Linked DNA regions of Homo sapiens: region 2 is linked to region 1. Evidence: read pairs that join two places in POLR2A ChIA-PET (ENCODE). Cell type or tissue: HepG2. All regions are shown on one strand. Links, peaks and the distances in the headings refer to the core of each region. The heading gives the core; the rest is flanking DNA. Region 1 overlaps TYRO3 (TYRO3 protein tyrosine kinase). Region 2 overlaps ITPKA (inositol-trisphosphate 3-kinase A).

Region 1 (5,362 bases), core at 282-5,281:
CCTTCCAAGTGATGCCCTCAGGCTACAGCTATCCCCCACTCACCTTTCAGCATCTTCACAGCCACTTTCACAAAGGAGCCATCCTCTTGCTTCAGCTGGGCCTCCCGCACTGAACCAAACTCTCCTAGGAACCAATCCAAGTAAGGGAGAGTCTCCTTGGCTCTCTGCTCCCTGCCAACCTTCCTCCCAAGTGACCCTCCATGGGAACACAGTCAGCAGACTCTGGGGCCAGTGGAGAAGGCACCCTTGCCAGTAGCCAAAGCAAGAGCATGCTGGGAGCAGCTCCTCAGCCCTCCCTGTCTCCAGCCACCATTCCCCACAAACATCCCACACTCAGGAGTCTACAAGCATATCTTGTTTACGGCAACCGACCCAAACCCACAGCCTCAAAGTGACAGGGGCAACCAAACACTTCCAGCTACAGCAAACCAGCCATGCCCATCCCCACACAGCCTCACATACCTTTGCCCAACATCCGGCCCAGGGTGAACTGCTGCTCTGGGATGAGCACATCCTCCAGTTTTTCCTTTAGTTCATCGCTGATGCCCAAGCTGTCCACTGTGGGGAAAGGGTTTGTGGGAAAGAGGGATCTCTGATTCCTGAGCCAAAACCCAGCCTCTTATACCCCAGACTCTGCCCTCAGAGCATAGAGATGAGCTTAGGTCTCCCACGGCTGGGGTGGTGAACTCCACACAGGCAGATTTGTGTGCCTGGGGCTCACTGATGTTCAGACATATCAGTCAAATTAATAATTTGGTAAAAGAATGCAGATGGGGCACAAGACAGCCCATTTGTCCTTCCCACGATCACCCACCACTCACATGTGGCCTCGATGCGCTCGGGCCTTTCTCGATTGAAGGACCGGGCTGCCCGGAAGTGAACGGCTGGCTCTCCCCGGGCCATGACACTGTCAAAGGCTTGCCTAAAGGAAAACCCAGGATTTGGGGTCAGCTCCAAGGTCTTTCATCATTACCTGCCTCTCCCTCCACATCCCCATCCCCTTACCCAAACCGCGTCTCTTTCCGTCTCTTTCGAAGCAGGATGAGGGCCAGGGCAGCAGCCGTCACCAGGGCCGTTAGCACACCAAGGACCACAGGTACCCAGGATGTGCGGCTGTGAGGAGGGCCCTGCTGGCCTGTGGGAGGGAGGTGCAGTGGCATGAGCTAGGATGACACCATGAGGTCCCTTCAGAACTTTCCCAGGATGGCCATCCAGCTGGTTCAAGGGGCTCCTCTAGGTCAATAAGGGTCCTGAGGGAAAGGGGCTCCAGAGGAATGCCTAAGAGTCCTTCCTACCTGGTCAGAGACAGGCCCTGGCTGTTGTGACCTAGAGGGTGACCATGGATTTCTATGCCAGTTCTGGGGCAGAGAGAGGAGAATGAGATATAGTTTGTTTGAGACACAGTCTTGTTCTGTTGCCCAGGCCAGAGTGCAGGGGCACAGTTGCAGCTCACTGCAGCCTCAACCTCCTGGGCTCAAGCAATCCTTCCACTTCAGCCTCCCAAGTAGCTGGGACTACAGGTGTGCAACATCACACCTGACTAATTTTTAAATTTTTTTGGTAAAGTCTCACTTTGCTGCCCAAGGTGGTCTCAAACTCCTAGACTCAAGCAATCCTTCCACCTCAGCCTCCCAAAGTTGTGGGATTATAGGTGTGAACCACCACTCCTGGCCTTATTTGTTTGTTTCTTTAGAGACAACAGACTCACTCTGTTGCCCAGGCTGGAGTGCAGTGGTGCAATCATAGCTCACTGCAGCCTCAAACACCTGGGCTCAAGCAATCCTCCTGCCTCAGCCTCTGGAGCAGCTGGGCTTAACAGGCATATGTCACTACACCAGGCTAATTGTTTTTTTTTTTTTTTTTTAATTTTTTTGTAGAGACAGAGTCTTGCTATGTTGCCAGAGCTGGTCTCAAACTGCCGGCCTCAAGCGATCCCTCAACCTCCCAAAATGTTGGGATTACAGGCATGAGCCACCATGCCCAGCCAAGATAGTTTAAACAGCCCTGGCCTCAACTTCTTCACTCTGTCTGTGGGTCTACTAGGAGGGGAGATGCTACTAGGCTCCTCCCATCAGTCTAGGTTGCCCTTGAAAACCTTGATCCCCTGAGCCTCTGCCCCTCTCCACCTACAAGCCTCACCTGCACGGTCATGAGAAGAGACCACCAGTGGCTGACTCCAGGGTCCACAGCCAACTGCATTGGAGACGCACACACGTACGATCAGGTCCTTTTGGGGATCCCAGCCTGTCAAATTGGCCCTGGTCCCCTCCACTGTCAGCTCATCCTGCAGCCAGGAAAAGCCCCCACCCCATAGTGAGCCTGGGGAGAAGGCCTCCAGCTGGGGCCTGAGGACAGAAAAAGGTCCAGCTGGGAACATGGGAGTATAGGGGCACTGTGGGTTCAGGGGCTGCAGGAACACAACCTTCTGGGAGTAATCACATTCCTGTTCCCGGCTGCAGGGGCCTCTCCAGAACACAAACAAGGCTCAGTCCCGGAATGCACAGGTGGGGGATGGGAGCGAACTGAGCTGGGGACAAAGCCTTATCTGTGCCCTCCCCCAGCTCAAGCAGGAATGTGCTTCCTGCTTTATTTACAAAGTGCACACAGGATGCAACCCTAACAGGAGACATAATCCTTTGAGAAGTGGAGCTTGCAGAGGAGGGTGAGGAGGAAAGGATTCCCTGGGGCTGCGGGAGACCCAGGCCCACCAAAGACAATCATTTTGAAATTCTTAAAGGCCTTAGAACCCTGAAGGCTTATACTCCAGGAGAGTGGAGAGAGGGGAGGGTTCTGTCTTACCTGGGTTCCATTGTCTTGAACCCAGGACAGTTTGTAGGGTCCCAGGGGGCCTTCCAAAGGGGCCTCGGGGATCACTTCTTCCCACTCCAAGATGAGGCCTGAATCTGTGCGGATGGCATGGAGGTTTTGGGGAGCGCTGGCTGGGGCTGCAGCCAAAGAGAGAAGATTGCTAAGACCCCTGCCCTTCCCACCATCATAATTCCATGCAGACCTTTGGAATCAACTCCCAAGAACTAAACAGCTCTGAGAGGCACAAACTGGGGAAGGGTTCACCTCCCAGCTCTGACTGCTCTCACCCACTGTGCTGGGGGAGGGGTAAGCAATGGGCAGGACAGGCAGCACCCCAGCTCGGCAGTGTTGCTCTTCATCACCATGGTTACTGCCTTTCTGCCTCACCCCTTACCACTCCCCTCTCACAGCTATGCCAGCCTCTTTGCAATTGCCAAGCAAGTTCCTGTCATAGGGTCTTTGCACTTGCTGTGCCTTCTTCCGGCAGTGATTTTCCCCCAGATATTTACATGGCTTCTTCTTTATCGTTCAGATCCCAGATCCTTCAGATCTTTATCCTTCAGACCTTTTTAGGGGGGGTTTCCTTAACCACCTGGGGACACTCTTTATCAACCACATTATCTGATCTTTTCCAGTTTGCTTATCTGTTCCACCTACAAGAACTACTTACAAGGTGGTATGTAGTTATATGCAGTAAATGTTTGCCGAATGATGCCTGAACCTCCATCTCTACCAGCACCATTCAGAACTCCAGCCAACACGGCCCCCTTCCCGGCTCCAGCCCTGCCCACCCGCTCTGCTCTATGCATCCCTTACCTAGACCCTTGGTCTGAAAGGGCACCCAGTCAGCATAGGGAGAGGGCCCCAAGGCATTGGCACAGCGCACCCTGAGGCTGTAGTTGGTGGCAGGCACCAGGTCCCGGAGCAGGCAGGTAAAGGGGGGCACAGGGACCACAACAGCCAGGACTTCCCAGCCTCCTGGGGCCTGTGTCACCTACAGAAAAGCAGAAAACTAATGATGTAGGGGAGAGCCTGTGAGAGATGGAAGATGGGATGGGTATAGTTATGGGTGCTTGAATGAATGCTTCCTCTATCAGCAAACACTTGCAACCCACGCCCTCCCATCTGCCCCCACCCCAATAATACACAGGGTTCCACATCTTCATACCTTTGCAAATGCTGTTCCTTTCACTTGGAATGACCTGCTCTTCCTAGCAAAGGCCTACTCATCCTTTAAGACTCAGTGCAAATATCACTTTCTTGGTGAAAGCCTTTCTCAACCACTCCAGAAAACTCTTGTCCTTTTGTACTTGGTACGAAACTCTTAGGGTATACTTACCACTTACTGTGCCTGTTTACATGCCACTCCAAAGTTCTAGAGCTTCTGAAGCTCAGAGAAAACTGGGAGCCTAGGGCACTATGAACCAGCCCTTCATCTTACATTTTGGGGGCCCAGGGCAAGAGTACAAAGAGATCCACGTACTATATGTCTAAATATTTAAACATTATAAATCAGCTAACAAACTATTAAATAGTTTCTCTCTTAATATTTTGACCAATAAACCTTCAAAACAACCTGGGAGATCAGGTTTGCATTTGTAACTCTCCAAATCCCTGGAGTCCCGAGTCAGAATGAGGAGGCACTGGAAGAGCTGGCCTGAAGCCAAGGTCTGCACCATGAGGGGCCTCATGTGCACAGGCGTGGACAATGCTGACTGCATATCCAAGCTCCATTCCCATCCCCCTCACGAATGGCTGCCCCTTGGGCTTAGAGGTGGTCATATCACACTGCGGTCCATCCTTGGGAAGATGGAACAGGGAAAAGGCCCACACAGACCCCAGAAGCAGACTCAGAACCATTAGGGCAAGAGATCCTGAATAGCTATAGTATAGTGTGGCAGTGAGGGGGTCCTTGCCATCTGGATGGGCATATCCTCTTGGCCCTGTAGGCTCTTTGCCCCGGGGAAAGGGGTGTGGCCAAAGGAGGGCCAGAGTAGGATCCTCTTTTTTTTTTTTTTTTTTTTTTTTTTTTTAATAGAGACAGGATCTTGCCCTGTCACTCACTCAGGCTGGAGTGCAGTGGCATGATCTCGGCTCACCGCAGGCTTGACTTCTCAGGCTCAAGTCATCCTCCCACTCTAGCCTCCTGAATAGTTAGAAGTACAGGCGCATGCCACTGTGCCTGGATAATTTTTGTATTTTTTGTAGAGAAAGGGTTTTGCCATGTTGCCCAGGCTGGTCTTGAACCCCCAGGCTCAAGCAATCCTCCCGTCTCCACCTCCCAAAGTGCTGGGATTACAGGCATAAGCCACTGTGCCCAACCTCAGTAGGGTTCTCTAAATGGTGGAGCCCAGAGCAGGGGCCCCTCCTGCCCAGGGGAACTGCCCAGAACAGTTTTGAAAGGTACTCATTAAATGGCCTTTGAGTAAACGGATGAAAATGAGCAAGCCTGCATTGCCTCTTGTTTTTAGTATCACCTTACACAGTTTTTCCACTCTCCAAGGCTTAGGGCCCCTTCTGGTCATCTTGTTCTCTTTGGCTTGAGTGGGGGTTG
Region 2 (5,362 bases), core at 234-5,233, 72 kb after region 1:
CATCAAATGCTACCTGCCTATTGCATGTCAGGCACTTTCTCATCTTCCATCAGGCAGCATTGCTCCCACTTTCCTACTGAAGCCCTTACATGGCACACTAGGGTGTGATCACGTGCCCAATCCCCAGGGATCTGGGGGTGTAGCCAGAAGCAGCCCACTAGAAGCATGACATCACTTTCAAAACTCCTTTTAAAATCTTTAAATACACACCAGGTTTGCATTCTGCTGCATAATAAATCCAAGTTTTATTATAAAACTCACCACCTCCAAACCCTCAAGTAAAATTCCAGGAAGATGATGTATGTGCCATGTATATTCAGCAGCACCATCCTGTACCCCCTTCTCCCACACTCAGTTTGAGAGCCATAATGAATGCACATGCATAGCAAGTGCGTGAAGTGGTATCATTCCCATTTTACAGAAGGAAATCAAGGGGAGTTACATCCCCTCATGCCCTGCCTCCAGCCTCCCAATCTCTGGCTGAAGCTATCAGCCCATCCTCCCTCCCCAAGTTCCAACTGCCCCAGCAGGTTCCAAAGTATCCCCAGCAGGATGCTACCATCCTGCCTCCCTTTGGGGGTTAAATGGGATGTGGCCTGAGAAAGTGCTTTGTGCGTGGTGAAGTGATGTGCAGCAATAAGGCAGTCTGAGTTTTGACTTCTGGGGAACACTGAGACCTGCCTGGGGGCCCTTCTCTACTGGATGGCCACCTTTGCCTTTATCCAAAAGAATGAGTTTAATGGCTGTAGGGACCTGCTAGAAGAATTTAGGGGATAGTGGGACCAGAATGGACTTAGTGAAGAGGAAACTTGCCTTGGGTTAGGCAGGGTGAGGGAACTGAACCATCCTTTTAGAACTGTGCAGAAACAGTGAGGAGGGCTGGCAGGTGGGCCTGGCAGAAGAGGATTTGATGTGTGTCTAAAAACCTGGGCTACTACCATTTGATTGATGGACCTGCTCCCAAGCAGGGGTAAAATGGTGTCATCACCTACTCTCTTGACCTTGGTTTTCTGCATCTCATAAGAATCAAGAGCAGCAGCAACTAAGGCCAGTCCTAGCTAGCAGGTTACAAAATACTTTTTTTTTTTTTTTTTTTTTGAGACAAGGTCTCACTCCCATTGTCCAGGCTGGAGTCCAGTGGTGCGATCACAGCTAACTGCATCCTGGACTTCCAGGGTTCAGGTGATCCTCCCACCTCAGCCTCCAGAGTAGCTGGGACTACAGATGTGAGTCACCATGCCTGGTTGATTTTTTGTATTTTTGTATGTATGTATGTACATATTTATTTGAGTGGTGCGATCTCGGCTCACTGCTACCTCTGTCTTCCAGGTTTGAGCGATTCTCCTGCCTCAGTCTCCTGAGTAGCTGGGATTATAGGCGTGCACCACCAACGCCTGGCTAATTTTTATATTTTTAGTAGAGACGGGGTTTCATCATGTTGGCCAGGCTGGTCTCAAACTCCTGGCCTCAAGTGATCTACCTGCCATGGCCTCCTAAAGTGCTGGGATTGCAAGTGTGAGCCACCGTGACATTTTTTTTGTATTTTTAGTAGAGACAGGATTTTGCTATGTTGCCCAGGCTGGCCTCGAACTCCGGGGTTCAAGTGATCCTCCCGCCTTGGACTCCCAAAGTGCTGGGATTACAAGTGTGAGCCACTGCTCCCAGCCTACAAAAGATTTTCATACCTATTATCTCATCTGAGTCCTCCGTCCTACCACCTGAGGTTGCTATGACAGGATTTAGCCCCCCTGCCAGTAATGGGTATGGCCAAGCATGGCAGGAGTTGTGCAAGTGTCATGGAACTCAAATCACTGCCACCTTCCACCTTAGGGAGATACCTCCCCCAGAGAACATCACGCTTTTAAAAATGAATGTAAGCCCAGGCGCGGTGGCTGACACCTGTAATCTCAGCACTTTGGGAGGCCAAGGCAGATGCATCACTTGAGGTCAGGAGTTCGAGAGCAGCCTGGCCAACATGGTGAAACCCCATCTCTATTAAAAATACAAAACTTAGCCGGTGTGGTGGTAGGTGCCTGTAATCCCAGCTACTCGGGAGGCTGAGGCAGGAGAATCGCTTGAACCCGGGAGAAGCTTGAACATCCTCTGGCTCGGGCCTCCCTCCATGAAGGTGCCCTCTCTGGGAGACTAACACACAGCCAGAGGCTACCTGGGTATCTTGAGGCAAAGGCTAGGATTGCTGACTGTGTGAGAGACTTTAATGAAGTCACAGGAGGGCCCTCTGATAATTCCTCACTCCTAGGGCTGAACAGGGAGTACCTCTCTCTGGGCAGGGCTTGGCTGGATACTAGCCTCAGACCCTCCTTTGTCTAAGCTCCATTCGGAAGCCTTGAAGACACCTGCTCATGCCAGATACACAGTGTATCTTCTGCTGGAGCAGACCAGCAGGTGGGTGAGTGCTCTGTCTTTGGCACTCACCCTTGCTCCCTGCCTCCAGTCATCCAGGCTCTGGTTGAAGCTCTCTACCAGCCCAATACCCTCCCCATGTTCCAATTGCCCTATCAAACTAGCACTCCCTGTGGTCGTGGTGGTGGGAAGAGCAATCAGTTTAAATTTATAAAACGATTTGCACTAAGGTATAAGTGACCCACGACTTCACCTTCCCATGGGCATTAGCTGTTTAAAAAGGAAGTCTGTTAACCTAAATTCTGCTCTATAATTAGTGGAAAGCGATGTGTGGGAATTCTGAGTCCAGGAGGGGATGGCATCCAGGTCTCCTTACCTATCCTGGAGCACAGAAAGAAGAAAACCAGATGAACAGGAGCCAAACACCCTCTCTTTTCCTCCAGCAATACCCCACAATTGTTTGAGGAGGCAGGCAAGGCCATAGAGTCATGCAGCTGACCTTGCGGGTGGGCCTCCAACTTCTCCCCTGGCTGGTTAGGAAAAGCCTGCCTGTGACTTTTTCCTCTGCCGGAGTGAGGCTGCCCAGTTTCAATTTCCCTGCTCTGGGCAGGCTGGAGAGGGCTCCTAGGAGGTGAAGGGGACTACGTATGCCCCAGGCAGAGAGGTAGGCAGGCAGGCAGGCAGAAACTTCCTGGGCTCCGGCCTGCCTGGGCCGCGCGTAAGGGGCTGGTAAGCCGGGAGTCCTAGAGTCCGGCCCACGTGCATCCTTCACGGTCAGCCGGACCAGCCTTGCTTCCTGCCTGGGGAAGCCCTAAATTGGCCTGGGCCGGCGCGCTGTGCGGCTCTGGGACCTGCGGCGAGGCAAAGTCCGCCCTGGGCCCTTCCACACGGACTCAGGCAGCCTCTGTCAACAGCCCCTGGCTTATCTGCCGCCGCTGTGGCTGTTTGACTTCGGGGAGGCCCCGGCGGGCCTGGGGGTGGGGAAGGCCTGGAAGCCGCAGCCTTGGAGCTGGAAGGGCCCTCAGCGGCGATTTGCACCGGCTCCCGACGGCTCGGAGGGCGGCGGGGTCGCCCAGGTCCCCGAGGCTTGACCTTAGCCGGGGCGGTCTCTACACCCAGGCTTGGGCCGCAGGACCTCCTCCTAGCGCACTCCCTCTCCCAGGCACTTCGCCGAGTCCCTGCGGGCGGAAGAGGGAAGCGGGACGCGCCCGCGCTTCGCGCCCTTTCGCCTGCACCGGCTCTCAGGTGTCAGAGCTTCCGCGCCCCGGGAGCTGCTGCTCAGGCTTTTCCGAAGAGGCGGGGCGGGGGGCCTCTCACTGCCCCACACTCCACATCCTGGGAAGCCCCGGCATCCGCCCCCCGACCTAGGCAAGGGTTACCCCAGAAACGATCCTGGGTCCGGGGCTGCTCTGACCACCGGGGAAGAAGGGGAAGCGGCAGGCTAGTGACCGAGCCGGCGCACCCAGCACCTGGCGGCGGGGGGTGTTCCTGCTCTGTGAGGCTTTTCCCCTCTGGTGTCACTGACAAACCCCATCGGCCTCCGGGCTTGTGAACCCCTGCAGGTCGCCACAGCTTCCCTGCCTTGTCCCAGCCGATTGTGCGGCGGAGCAGGCGCGCGGCCACAGCTCTCCCCGCCCCGCCGCGCCGACCCGGACTTATGGGCAGGCCCCAGACGCCCGAGGCCGGGGGCGCCCCTCGCCTCTTCCTCGGCCTCAGGGACACTTGCGAAACGTGGATCTAAAGAAAGTCCTTCGCGCTGACCACGGACAGTTATTCAAGGTATTTGGCCTTGGTTAAAACGAGGGGAACAAGGAGGGTGTCCCGGGAGCCGCACATCCCTAAGTGGCGGGCGTCAGGAATGACTTAACAGTGCCCAGGGCTGTGTTTTCCGAGGGTCAGACCTGGTCCCAGAACACCCAGGCTATCAGAGGCAGAGACTAGCAGAGTGATCCTGCCCCCTTGCAGCCTCAGTTTACCGCCCCTCTCTGCCGCGCTCAGGAGCGGCGAGCCGGGAAGATGGGAGGCAGGGCGCGCACTGGGTGGGCTGCGTTCCGCTCCCAGCCAGAGCTCCCAGGCCCACGCCCCTCCCTCCCCTGCGTCCACGCCTCGTGCGGGCGCTGGGAGCAGACGGCAGCGGCTCCCGAGCAGAGCCTGGAGCGCCGCTCCACTCCCACTCAGGAGAGGGAAACCGTGGCAACGGCGGGGGTGCGGCCGCGGCACCGGAGAGGGGGCGGGGGGTAAGGGAAACTCTCCTTCGCCTCTCTCCTTCCGAGGGTTCACCCGGCAAGGCTCAGCCCCTCCGATCCCTCCTGTCCTAACCCACAGCCAACAAGGTCCGCTACCCCCGCTTCGCCCAGTCCCCGCGGCGGGTCGCCTGCTCCTCGCCCCGCTTCTTAGACGCCCCAGGGCCAGCGCCACGACCCGCCGGCGGAGCCGAGGTGAAAGTTGCCCAGGCGAGAGGTCGGCCAGGCGCCTCCCTCTGACCCCCAGATTCCTCCTAAACCGCGAGAACAGGACCTTCCGCTGGAGGGAGCATGGACAGGAGCGGGTCCTCCGGGAGCACCCAGCCAGGTCCCCCGTGCAGCCCCCGCGCCCGGCGCTGGCCCCGCCCCCGCGGCCCGTACCTGACCCACGTCCTCGCCCGCTTCCAGCTGCACGTTGCCGCGGCTCCGGCTCTCACTGTCGCTCAGCAGGTCGTCCTCCGAGTCCTCGAGCAGCGACGAGGAGCCAGTGGAGGAGACCGACGAGGTGGAAAGGCGGCGCGGCTGCTGCAGGTGCGAAGAGCCCGCTGCCGGGAGGCAGTCCCTCTCCCGCTCCGGCGGCCCAGGGCTGGTCGGGGGCACGTCGGGCTCCTCGGCTGTCACGGTCAGCTGAGGGATCACCGGGGCCGGGGGAGCCCGCGGAAGCCCGTTGGGGACCTGTCCCCCACGCCGCTTGGCCCCGCGGGCCCGGGGCTCCCCCGCGGCGGCGGCCGCAGCGACCGCCGCACAGCGCGCCT

The links. Peaks named below come from ENCODE experiments on the same cell type or tissue, not always from the same donor. Only the 100,000 strongest peaks of a DNase experiment are listed, where the experiment ranks them.
Region 2: POLR2A ChIA-PET joins it to region 1 with 12 read pairs; 9 of 35 experiments call an interaction of 5 or more read pairs at or near these places.

Annotation. Positions count from the first base shown.
Region 1 is chr15:41,565,800-41,571,161 of GRCh38, reverse strand. It overlaps TYRO3 (TYRO3 protein tyrosine kinase), which reads right to left. Exons shown (of 19, transcript NM_006293.4): 7 at 3,625-3,802; 8 at 2,800-2,945; 9 at 2,140-2,284; 10 at 1,006-1,135; 11 at 822-922; 12 at 463-558; 13 at 44-124. Among named protein-coding and RNA genes, the nearest start is that of TYRO3, 9.3 kb to the right of the region's middle. RefSeq lists enhancers at 1,197-1,703, 2,212-2,717, 2,718-3,225. In HepG2, for the core only: a CTCF peak has its summit at 2,442; DNase peaks (open chromatin) are centred at 2,531, 3,131 and 4,473.
Region 2 is chr15:41,494,043-41,499,404 of GRCh38, reverse strand. It overlaps ITPKA (inositol-trisphosphate 3-kinase A), which reads right to left. Exons shown (of 7, transcript NM_002220.3): 1 at 4,989-5,362. Among named protein-coding and RNA genes, the nearest start is that of ITPKA, 2.8 kb to the right of the region's middle. RefSeq lists silencers at 4,912-4,961, 5,072-5,251, 5,272-5,362. In HepG2, for the core only: a CTCF peak has its summit at 4,872; DNase peaks (open chromatin) are centred at 3,174 and 4,894; H3K4me3 peaks cover 2,655 bases.